Regions from separate parts of the Homo sapiens genome. Here regions 1 and 3 are each linked to region 2. The links are chromatin contacts, found by Hi-C or POLR2A ChIA-PET in ENCODE. All regions are on one chromosome and are shown on one strand. Each heading gives the region's core, a stretch centred on a gene start or an enhancer-like site at or near the end of the contact. The rest is flanking DNA. Distances are from core to core; before and after follow the strand shown.

Region 1 (3,838 bases), core at 1,261-3,760, 220 kb before region 2:
CCTCAGGTGATCTGCCCACCTCAGCCTCCCAAAGTGCTGGGATAACAGGCGTGAGCCACTGCACCTAGCTTTTTTTTTTTTTTTTTGAGACAGAGTCTCACTCTGTCACCCAGGCTGGAGTGCAGTGGTGTGATCACAGCTCAGTGGCACGATCACAGCTCACTGCAGCCTTGACCTCCCTGGCTCAAGTGATCCTCCCTCCTCAGTCCCTGAGTAGCTGGGACCACAGGTGGGCGCTACCATGCCCAGCTAATTTTTGTACTTTTTGTAGAGATGGATTTTCACCATGTTGCCCAGGCTGGTCTCAAATTCCTGGGCTCAAGCAATCCCCCCACCTCAGCTTCCTACAGTACTGGGATTACAGGCGTGAGCCACCGTGCCCAGCCCCGAGTGTTCTTCTTTCCCTCTTCCACATACACCTCCTCCAAGCCTCACCATTAAACCTCACAGGGAAAGACAATGTTAAATATCTTCACAGAGAAATCCAGGACTGAGTATATATTCTCCATATGCACTTGTAAACCTCCCATAATGATTCACCTTGCCATTTCCATGTGTCTAGTCCACAATATCATTTTATCTACATTATCTGGCTTGCATACTAATCACAACCTTGTGACATAAGCAGGCGAGTATGACTATATGCATTTTTTTCTGAAGTAGAATGTGACAAAGGCTAGGTAACTTGCCTAAAATCACATGGCTCATTAATGGGGGTGCTGGGACTTGAACTTGGGTCTTGTAAGACCTAGATGGCATTATTCTTGTAATATTCATTCTTTTATTTATTCATTCATCCATAGACATGTATTGATCACCTTTTGATTAGCTGTCAGGCTATATATGGAGCCATCAGGAACCACTGAAGGTTTTTTTTTTTTTTTTTTTTTTTGAGACGGAGTCTCACTCTGTCACCCAGGCTGGAGTGCAGTGGCACGATCTCTGCTCACTGCAAGCTCTGCCTCCCAGGTTCACGCCATTCTCCTGCCTCAGCCTCCCGAGTAGCTGGGACTACAGGCGCCTGCCACCACGCCCGGCTAATTTTTTGTATTTTTTAGTAGAGACGGGGTTTGACGGTGTTAGCCAGGATGGTCTCGATCTCCTGACCTCATGATCTGCCCGCCTCGGCCTCCCAAGGTGCTGGGATTACAGGCGTGAACCACCGTGCCCGGCCGAACCACTGAAGGTTTTTAAGCAGGAAAGCAGAGCTGTTTTCTGGATGAGCAAACAGAAAGTAGTGGTTTTCCAAGTACAGTCTGAGACAACCTATAGGACCAGAATCTCTGCAGTTGAGGCTCAGGAATCTGGTAATCAGCCAGGTATAGGAACTCTTTTCTGATTGCAATGCAGTGAAGAGCAGAAGCACTGTATTAGAGAAAGAGGCAGTGCAACCAGGTAACGTGACCAGGTGAGAAGTGATGAGGTACAGAGACAAAGAGATGCACTTTTGAGTCACTTAGATGGCACTGATAGGACTTCCACTACACCCTCGCATAGACAGTGGCTGAGGTTCAGGAAATAGAGCTGGGGTTCCTACTTGGATCCTCTGGCTCTAGAGCTTTACTGCACATAGCCATTTATACCCACATCTTGATTTTAATTATTTTATATCTATGTTTCTTAGCACTTTTTGCAAATTTCCACCTTATCTCAAACTGCCCTCAAGCCTTGTATTTCTCCTTCGCTTTCATAAAACCTAGGAAAGAAATAAGGGACAGCCAAGTAAAACTTTTAAAAGTTTTAGAACATTTATTTCTTTGGGGCTGGTTACACAGGCGAGAAAGAAGTAGATTTGGTTAGGGAGAGAAAACAACAGGCCTTGGGGAGATACACTGGCTCTCCCCCTCCCTAAACCCTAAGAGGCCTCCAGGAAACCTGAAGACAATAATTCCAGAAGCCCAGAGGGTGACCCCATTTCCTCTCTCCATGGTTATTACTGTCAGTCTGGAGCAGTTCAGGAATTCAGGAAACTATAAAGAAACCACAACAGCCTCAACAACCCAAACATCAACATCAACAACCTCAACAATAAAACTCCTTAAAATTCATCTCCTTCCACCCACTCACAACCGCAGACTCGAAGCTAGGAGGTGGAAGGGACTACAGAAGCTCTGCGTTGCCCAGGTTAGTATTTGCTCATCACAGGCCTGGGTTTCCCAGGATCTCAGGGAGCCTGGAAACTGACGCCTCCATTTCTGGGTGGGAGCACCAAAGCCTAAGGACACCTTTCCTCTCTCTTCACTGCTAAGCAGGTCAAGATTAAAGCAAACCGAGGCAAAGGCCACGGTTGACAGTTCCAAGGGAACCCGCAAGGCCGCACAGGATGGGGTGGACGTTTTACGGGAGAAAAGGCTGGGGAAGTGGGCGGGCGATGGCCTACGACGGGACTTGGGGCGGGGTGTGCGAAACGCCTGGCAGGCGGGCCCTTGAGTATGACCAATCAGAATGCGGACTGCGTCCCAGGGGCGGAGCAGAGGCGTATCTTGGTCGAGATTGGATAGCGGCGGGGCGCAGGAAAGAGGTCGCGCCAGCCCGGGCAGGCAGCTTTGCAAGTCCGCGTTATATATCGCAGTGGCTGCGCCCGGGATAGCTGGCTGCGCCGCCGCGCACATGCCTAGGTTCGACGCCCTCCTCCCTTTGCCCAGGAGTTCCTTCTGTCCCGGCTCTGTTCCGTCTCGCCCCGAGGTTCACGCCATCCTCGGAGCCCCAGCCTTTCACCCAGCGCCTCCAAGCTTTGGACCTTGACTTCTGCAAAACTAGATGGTCACAGCCATGAATGTCTCACATGAAGTAAATCAGCTGTTCCAGCCCTATAACTTCGAGCTGTCCAAGGACATGAGGCCCTTTTTCGAGGAGTATTGGTGAGACTTTGGGAGAGGGAAAGGCCATGCCAGGGCCCCGGGGCCGGGGCGCGAGGGGGTGGCATTGAATGCCCACAATGATTTTCTTACAGAGCAGAGTTATGGGACTCCCTTGTACTGGCTTCACACTACCTTTGTCCGAGGTGCAGGTAGTATGTGGCACCTCAAAGAGATTAGAGCTGAAAGCAAGCAAGCAGAAATAAGAGGATGAGGGAGAACGTGGAAATATACAGAAGTCAAAGAGAGCGTGTAGTGAGAAGGGTCTTGGAGGCGTGAGGTTGATCTGAAGCCTTACTAGATGACTTCCCCGTCCTTTGTGGCTGTGTGTGCGCGCGTGTGTGCACAGTGCAGGGCCCGGGGGACAGCCTGCCCTTTACAATTATCCCATCGTTCCCCAGGTGCTCCACCGTTCCTGCTGTGGAGAAGGAGGCGAAGTCAGAGAGCTCTTCCAAGCTTTCCCCAGGAAGAGCTCTCTGGCTTTGCCTTAAAGCTCCCCAGAGGTTTTGGAGGCTGACTTTATGCTCCAACCAATTTGCCATACCCCAGCCAGGGAGAAGCTATTGCCACATTCTTCTTACGCCACAGCCCTGGTATGCTTCTAGGAGCCCCAACCAGGGAGAAGCTATTGCCACACTTCTTACACCACAGCCCTGGGCTGCTTCTAGGCGCGGGCCAGACAGCCGTCACCCACCTCTAACCCCACTGAGAGAGCAATAATCACAGAAACCTTGGACATAGCTCCTGCCCTGTGCTAGATACTTTGTATACGTTAATACCCCCAGGAGAGATGTAGTATTCGCGCTCTACAAATGAGGAAGCCAAGGCTCAGAGAATTAAGTTGGTTTTTCCAATGTCACATAGCTAGTAAGTGGCAGAACTGGGACTCCAACCCAGAGCACTCACCTGGAGAGATGAGTGGGCATTTCTCTAATCAGCACCCACCCATGAGCCCATCCCTCTGCCTTCTGCTTGCCAGG
Region 2 (3,658 bases), core at 1,088-3,587:
TTTGCCAGGCATGGTGGCGTGCTCCTGTAATCCCAGCTACTTGGGAGGCTGAGGCAGAGAATCCCAGGAGGCAGAGGTTGCAGTGAGTCAAGATCATGCCACTGCACTCCAGCCTGGGAGACAGAGCCAGACTCCACCTCAAAAAAAGAAAAAAAAAATTAGCCGGGTGTGGTGGCGCATGCCTATAGTCCCACCTGCTTGGGAGGCTGAGGCAGGAGAATCGCTGGAACCCAGGAGGCAGAGGTTGCAGTGAGCCAAGATTGTGCCACTGCACTCCAGCCTGGGTGACAGACTGAGACTCCATCTCAAAACGAACAAACAAACAAACAAACACTAACATTTTAGCACTTAACACATGCCAGGCACCGTGGTAAATGCTTTCTGTGCACTGTAGAAACACAGATGTCATGGCATCTTCTCAATAACCTCATGAGATAGGTTTTTGTATCATCATCCCCATTTGGGATGGGGAAACTGTTTCATGGACATTAATTTGCCCAAGGTCACACAGCAGACCCATCACACTATGCCACCTCACCTTCTTGTGTTTTATAATTTTTTACAAAGGAAAAATAAGGTGAAACTAGGGATAACAGAGTTCAGGATGCAGGTTTTATATAAAAGACACTAAGCAGGCCGGGCACGGTGGCCATGCCTGTGATCCCAGCACTTAATGAGGCCAAGGCGGGCAGATCACTTGAGGCCAGGAGTTTGACACCAGCCTGGCCATCATGGGAAAACCCCATCTCTACTAAAAATACAAAAATTAGCTGGGCGTAGTGGCACACACCTATAATCCCAGCTACTTGGAAGGCTGAGGCAGGAGAAGCGCTTGAACCAGGAGGTGGAGGTTGCAGCTGCAGTGAGCTGAGATCATGCCACTACACTGCAGCCTGGACAACAGAGTGAGACTCTGTTTCAAAAAAAAAAAAAAAAAAAGACACAAAGCAAATTTGGCTCTGAGCTCCTTGGAAACCAGGACCAAAAGAAAAATATGATCAGTAATGAGATTCGTAGCGCTTAAAAGACAAAAGCAAACCACTGATCAGGAGAAACACCTTTTCCAAGGGCTGAGGTTTGAGACAACTTCTCCAAGAAGCTCACAAATACAGCAGTGCCCAATCAGCTGGCCTACAGCTTCAATAACTCACCTGTGTATACCCAGGTAACTATTGGTCAGTTACAAATGGAAGTTCAGTAAAAGAAATTTCTACAGCTGGGCCTCAAATCTGGCTAGATCCTAGTTAAAATTGGCTATGTGGCCTAACATTCCAGAAAACTCCTAGAATATTGCAAACCTCAGCCTATTAAGAATTAACGATTATTAGCAAGAATTGGGAGACAAGAAGATACATTCATCTTTTTTTTTTTTTTTTTTTTTTGAGACGGAGTCTCGCTCTGTCGCCCAGGCTGGAGTGCAGTGGGGCCATCTCGGCTCACTGCAAACTCCGCCTCCCGGGTTCACGCCATTCTCCTGCCTCAGCCTCCCGAGTAGCTGGGACTACAGGCGCCCACCACCTCGCCCGGCTAATTCTTTGTATTTTTAGTAGAGACGGGGTTTCACCGTGTTATCCAGGATGGTCTGGATCTCCTGACCTCGTGATCCGCCCACCTTGGCCTCCCAAAGTGCTGGGATTACAGGCATGAGCCACCGCGCCGGGCGGAGACATTCATCTTAACTTCCAATTAGGCCGGGCCGAGACATTCATCTTAACTTCCAATTAGGCTGGGTTACTTTTACGCCTCTTTTACTGATGAAGAAACTGAGAGTCAGAAAGCCTTAAGTTACACAGGTAGAAAATGTCAGAGCCAGCCCTAAACTCAGGTCTCAGACATCCCTCTCCTAGTGAAGCCTTCCACACTTCAAAAATAGAGCTTATGCCCTCAGCATCTCGGAGGGTGGTGGGCCAAAGGACCAAGGAGAGTTAGAAGGTGCTGGCCTGCACACTTGGAGGGAGATGGTGAAGAGGGCAGCTGGGCCCAGCGATCAGACACATGCTTTCTCCAGAGGGCCAGTTCAACTTCACGCCCCTCCACCCTACCTTCCTGTACCCCAGGGTGGGCGGTAAGACTCCCATTAAACAGATAAACAGATGGAGAAACACCACCCCAAAACATAACAATGATCTCGCAGTGTATACTTGACTTCGCTCATTTATTTATTGTTTTTTTTTTTGTTTGTTTTTGTTTTTGAGACAGGGTTTCAGTCACCCAGGCTGGAGTGCAGTGGTGCGTTCGCGGCTCCTTGCAGCCCCGCCCTCTCGGGCTCAGGTGATCCTCCCATCTCCGCCTCCCGAGTAGGTGGGACTACAGTAGTGTATCAGCACACCCGGCTATTTTTTTTTTTTTTTTTTTTTGTAGAGACAGGGTTTCGCCATGTTGCCTAGGCTGGTCTCCAACCTGGTCTCCTGGGCTCAAGCGATCCGCCCGCCTCGGCCTCCCACAGTGCTGGGATTCCAGGCGTGAGCTACCGCGCCCGGCCTATTTACTTTTCTTACTAAGCTGGGGATCACCGTCGCCCTCGGCTTGGCAGGAAGGCGGGGGTAGGGGAGCGGTGGGAAAGGGGGGTGGGCGACGACTCTGATAGAGGGAAAAGAGGAAGGGAAAGTTGGGGCTTACTGCAGGGCAAGCTCCTTAGGAGAAGGTGGGGAGGAGGAAGGAGGGAGGTCCAGGCCCTTCTTCCATCCCACGTCCTCCACTTCCCAAGGTGCAAGAAGAAAAGAGGTACAGAACACCCAGAGGTGCCCTCGATTCCGTCTTGCACTTGCCCTTCTCCCACCGTCCAGCAATAAAGCGAGAGAAACAAGTGCAGGAAACTGGCCGGCAGTCATGGGAGAAGCCAAAAAGACAGGTGAGCAGCGCGTCCGCCTCCCGCGCACAGGTGAGGGCTCACTTCTGCCTGTCGGCGGCGGCACACACAGGAAAGAGCCAAGCGCGTGCACGCGGGCCCGCCCCTAGGCCTTGCGGCGGCTTCAGCTCAGGCCCTTGCTCTTCCTGGGGCGGCCGCGCTCCGCGGCTTCCCGGGCTGGGCTGCTGTCGCCGCTGTCGGGCCGGCGCCGCACGCGCCACTCCACGCGGTGGTCGGGCTCGAGCACGCGCGGCGTCGCCTGCAGCAGGAACTGGCCGCGGCGCTGGGTGACGCGCACGTCGGCGCGGGGGTAGGTGCCGTACGCGCGCCGCAGCTCCCGGCGCACGAAGTCCGGTAGCTGCAGAGGGGGGCCCCGCGCGCGCTCCACGCGGCCCCAGCGCAGCTCGGTTTGCAGGCTCCCGCCCTCCGGCCACGGCGCCCAGCTCTCGGCCACCGCCGCGGGCGCCTGCAGCGACAGTCCCGAGATGCCGGCGGCGGCGCAGGGCCGGCGCAGGGTCGTGGCGTAGGCCGGAGGGCAGGCCCACCAGGGCGGCGCGGCCTCGGGTGGCGCGGCGGGGCCGTAGAAGCGGTGGTATTCCCGTGGGGCCGCCCACTCGCCCGCATGCAGGCTCCCGGGCCGGCTGCGGAAGCTGTGGGCCTGGACTGGGGGTAGCAGCAGAGGGGCGGCCAGGTAGGTGCAGGTGAGCAGCTGCGGCGGCGGCGGCCAGACGCCCTGTTTGGGCGGCGGCCAGCTGTACACATACATGGTCGGCCCCCCAGGCGGCTGCTGTTCTTACTGGGGGCTCCTGC
Region 3 (3,578 bases), core at 979-3,478, 210 kb after region 2:
CACACCACACCTGTGGTCCCAGCTACTCTGGGACTGAGGTGGGAGAACTGCTTGAGCCTGGGAGGCAGAGGTTGCAGTAGGTCTAGATCAAGTCACTGCACTCCAGCCTGTGCAACAAAACAACAGAGCAAGACCCTGTCTCAAAAAAAAAAAAAAAAAAAGGGTAAGGGTGCTGATTCCTGAGGCCTAGCTTAGACTCATCGGGAATCTCTGAGAGCCCAGGAATTTGCATTTTTAACTCTATTCTCCCATATCCTGGGTTTAGAGAAGTGCTGCCATTGTGGTGGTCAGGGTCCTCCCTGCTGCTTGTCACAGAGGCCACTGCGGGGAGAGGAAGCTGGGACACCCCCAAGGCCCTTCTCTGGAGAGGGGCCTCACCTTCAAAAAGGCTCCGGTTGTTGCCTGATGCTCTGCACAGAGCTGTAAGTCCGCAGCCCATGCACTTCTGTAATCTGCTGGGTGCCTAGTTATCTTTCTTCTTGTTTGGGCAGAATCCGGGCCTGAATGCCACCCACCCCAGGAAGCCCAGGACAAGGCAGACAGCCTTGTAAAGTCCCATTCCTGCCAGGCGCGGTGGCTCATGCCTGTAATCCCAGCACTTTGGGAGGCTGAGATGGGCGGATCACCTGAGGTCGGGAGTTCGAGACCAGCCTGGTCAACGTGGTGAAATTTCATCTCTATTAAAAATACAAAAATTAGCCGGCATGGTGGTGGGCGCCTGTAGTCCCAGCTACTCAGGAGGCTGAGGCAGGAGAATCGCTTGAACCTGGGAGGCAGAGGTTGCAGTGAGCCGAGATCGTGCCACTGCACTGCAGCCTGGGTGACAGAGCCAGACTCCATCTCAAAAAAAAAAAAAAAAAGTCCCATGCCAGTGGTCCAAGCCTCACTGACCCCTAGCCACCCCTCCCCTCAGAAAAATAAAGGCTTGCCGAGCACGTTGGCTCATGCCTGGAATCCCAGCAGTTTGAAGGTGGATGGATCACTTGAGTTCAGGAGTTCAAAACCAGCCTGGGCCACATGGTGAAACCCCATCTCTACTAAAACGAAAAATTAGCCAGGCGTGGTGCCACGGGCCTGTGGTCCTAGCTACTCTGGAGGCTGAAGTGGGAGGATTGCTTGATTGAGGCTGGGAGGTGGAGGTTGCAGTGAGCTGAGATCTTGCCACTGCACTCCAACCTGGGCAACAGAGCAAGATCCTGTCTCAAAGAAAAAAAAGAAAAATAAAGACTTTGGGGCTGGCCAGACCAAACCATAGCCTTGGTCTTGCTAACTGCCTCCGCCTTCCTGCCCTGAGGGAGTAGAGGATGACTCGGGTGGGGTGGTGGACCCTTGCTTCATTGTTCCCCTCCCCAGTGTGGCAGGGAGCCAGGAGCAGTATGACAACAGCTGGCCTACCCCTTCCCTCCCCGTGCACCTGTTTGGGGCTAAAGGGAGTGGGGAAATGACTGGAGCACAGTGCCCCTCCAGCCCAGGGTGCAGGATGCCTGGGGGCAGGTGCCGGTGGACAGTCACTTCACTCCACTCAAATCTGCTTCTGTCTCACTGTCCCTTTCTCCAGTTCTCAGGAGCCCTGAGACATCCCCCGTGCCAAGAGTTGGGAGCCAAGATAAAAAGCTGCCTAATTTCTTTCCCACTTGGCCTAGTTTTGTTTTGGCTGAGGGGAGAGGCCCTTTCCCCAGGTGCGTCAATCCACTGAGATGTGGAGGGGACATTCTGGTGGGAATGGGATGGGCTTGAGCCCCTCCATGTCCCAGCTTTGAAGCCCACTCCAGACAATGACACGCTCAGGCACACATCTATAGGTGAAGCAGCAGCTGCCCAGAGTTGGCTTGGGGGGGGTTCCCTAGGCAGCCAGGGAAGCAGGGAGACGCTAACCCACCCAGCTGTCCCCAGCCACCCAGCTGTCCCTGGCTTTGTAGGAGCAGCTGTCACCCAGCTCCCAAAAGGGTCGGGGCAGAGGAGGCCCAGAAAGAGCTGGGGCTGCCCCAGGGAACAGGCTTATTCAGAAGTCATCGGAGGGGCCTTCTCTGCCCTGAACTGGTGGCCCCTTGGAGGGCTGGCTGCAGCCACAGGTGCCCCAGTGCCCAGCCCTCCCCTCCTGCCTTCCCCCAAAGGCCATCACGCCTCCCCTTTCCGGGAAGGGTTGGGGATCTGACCACGTCTCCCTACCCCACAGACTGGGGCCGACAGCTCCTGTGGCCCAGATGTGCTGAGCCCGCAGCGAGGCCACCGCGAGGGAGTGGGTGGGGGTGGTTTCCTCTGCTGCCTGCCGGCCCCAGCTCTTTCATGTTGCCGCCCTCCCCATCCCAGCCCGGAGCCAAGCAGCTGGGCCGCTCCTGCCCCCTCCCTCGGCCTCGCTCCCAGCTGTCTTTGGGGTGGGGCAGGGCAGCTGGGGAACAGCTGCAAGGCAGGAGCCTGGGGGGTGATGGGTGCCCCCTGCAACTGCCGGAAACGGTCTTTGGGCCAAGAAGGGAGTCTGAAGGGTGGGGGTGGAGAGGGCGAGGCCTAGGGGATGATCGGCTCCACCCCTTCTCCCAGCGCATCTGGCCAGGAGACCCCAGCTCAAAGCCCCCTCCAGCTTCAAAGGGCACCCTGGGGTGGGAGGCAGGAGACGAGGGTGGATGCCCTGACCCACTGAGTCCGCACCCCAGGGCCCCTCTCTCCAAGCTGTGACCTCACCTCAGGGTTCTTAACAGGCCTTGCTAACACTCTCCCACTCAGATCCTGTCATTGTCACCATGGCCTTCCTAAGACACCCTCATCTTCTCCCATCCGAGGGTGGGGGAGAACCAATTCGATTCGCAACTTCAGGACCCAGGACCCATCTAGCCGCCTGGGGGATTCCCTACCCCACCTCTGCAGCCTGTAAATTCTGGGGGAGGAGGCCCTGGAGGGAGGATCAGAGGCATGTCCTTCCCCAACCTCCCACTCTGGCCTACTAAGAAATGGGAGCAGGGCTGACCCTATGAAAGTGTGGGAGGTGAAGGAGCTGGAGTCGTGATTCCTGGGTATCCCCAGACAGACATCACCACACTACAGCCCCTCTTCTAAGGTGATCCCAGCACTTTGGGAGGCTGAAGCAGGAGGATCCCTTGATGAGACCAGCATGGGCAGTATAAGGAGATCCTGTCTCTATAAAAAATTAAAATATTAGGCTGGGCGCGGTGGCTCATGCCTGTAATCCCAACACTTTGGGAGGCCAAGGCAAGCAGATCACTTGAGGTCAGGAGTTCGAGACCAGCCTGGCCAACATGGTGAAAGCCCAACTCTACTAAAAATAAAAAAAATTATCTGGGCCGGGCACGGTTGTTCACACCTGTAATCCCAGCACTTTGGGAGGCTGAGGCAGGCGGATTACGAGGTCAGGAGATGGAGACCATCTTGGCCAACATGGTGAAACCCTGTCTCTACTAAAATACAAAAACTTAGCTGGGCGTGAAGGCACATGCCTGTAATTCCAGCTACTTGGAAGGCTGAGGCAGGGGAATCGCTTGAAACTGGGAGGCGGAGGTTGCACTGAGCAGAGATCGTGCCACTGCATTCCAGCCTCGGGACAGAGCAAGACTTCCTCTCAAAAA

Evidence for each region. Hi-C counts contacts between places; a loop is a spot of excess contacts on that map. ChIA-PET counts read pairs that join two places held with the same protein, here RNA polymerase II (POLR2A). Pooled maps may share reads with other maps.
Region 1: a loop to region 2 is called in a pooled map, with 7 times the contacts of the local background. The contact joins the promoter of ELOVL3 here to the promoter of C10orf95-AS1 in region 2. A Hi-C loop is called at or near these places in 10 of 50 pooled maps. POLR2A ChIA-PET finds 5 or more read pairs at or near these places in 12 of 52 experiments (CD4-positive, alpha-beta T cell, CD4-positive, alpha-beta memory T cell, GM10248 and 9 more).
Region 3: a loop to region 2 is called in a pooled map, with 4 times the contacts of the local background. The contact joins the enhancer-like site here to the promoter of C10orf95-AS1 in region 2. A Hi-C loop is called at or near these places in 4 of 50 pooled maps. POLR2A ChIA-PET finds 5 or more read pairs at or near these places in 7 of 52 experiments (BJ, CD4-positive, alpha-beta T cell, H1 and 4 more).

The regions. Positions count from the first base shown.
Region 1 is chr10:102,223,789-102,227,626 of GRCh38, forward strand. ELOVL3 (ELOVL fatty acid elongase 3) reads left to right here and starts at 2,511. Exons shown (of 4, transcript NM_152310.3): 1 at 2,511-2,861; 2 at 3,838. The coding sequence starts at 2,761. RefSeq lists a silencer at 2,493-2,542.
Region 2 is chr10:102,447,480-102,451,137 of GRCh38, forward strand. It overlaps C10orf95-AS1 (C10orf95 antisense RNA 1), which reads left to right and starts at 2,338. Exons shown (of 3, transcript NR_038938.1): 1 at 2,338-2,543; 2 at 2,708-2,851. C10orf95 (chromosome 10 open reading frame 95) reads right to left here. Exons shown (of 2, transcript NM_001363580.1): 2 at 2,358-3,658. The coding sequence starts at 3,614. The coding sequence ends at 2,973. RefSeq lists silencers at 2,899-2,978, 3,019-3,508.
Region 3 is chr10:102,659,048-102,662,625 of GRCh38, forward strand. No RefSeq gene overlaps it. Among named protein-coding and RNA genes, the nearest start is that of TRIM8, 16 kb to the left of the region's middle. RefSeq lists a silencer at 2,221-2,280. Within about 2 kb of position 2,229, at least 25 of the 41 ENCODE cell types and tissues checked have a DNase peak (open chromatin) inside an H3K27ac peak, as active enhancers do; they include CD4-positive, alpha-beta T cell, where a contact is called at or near this core.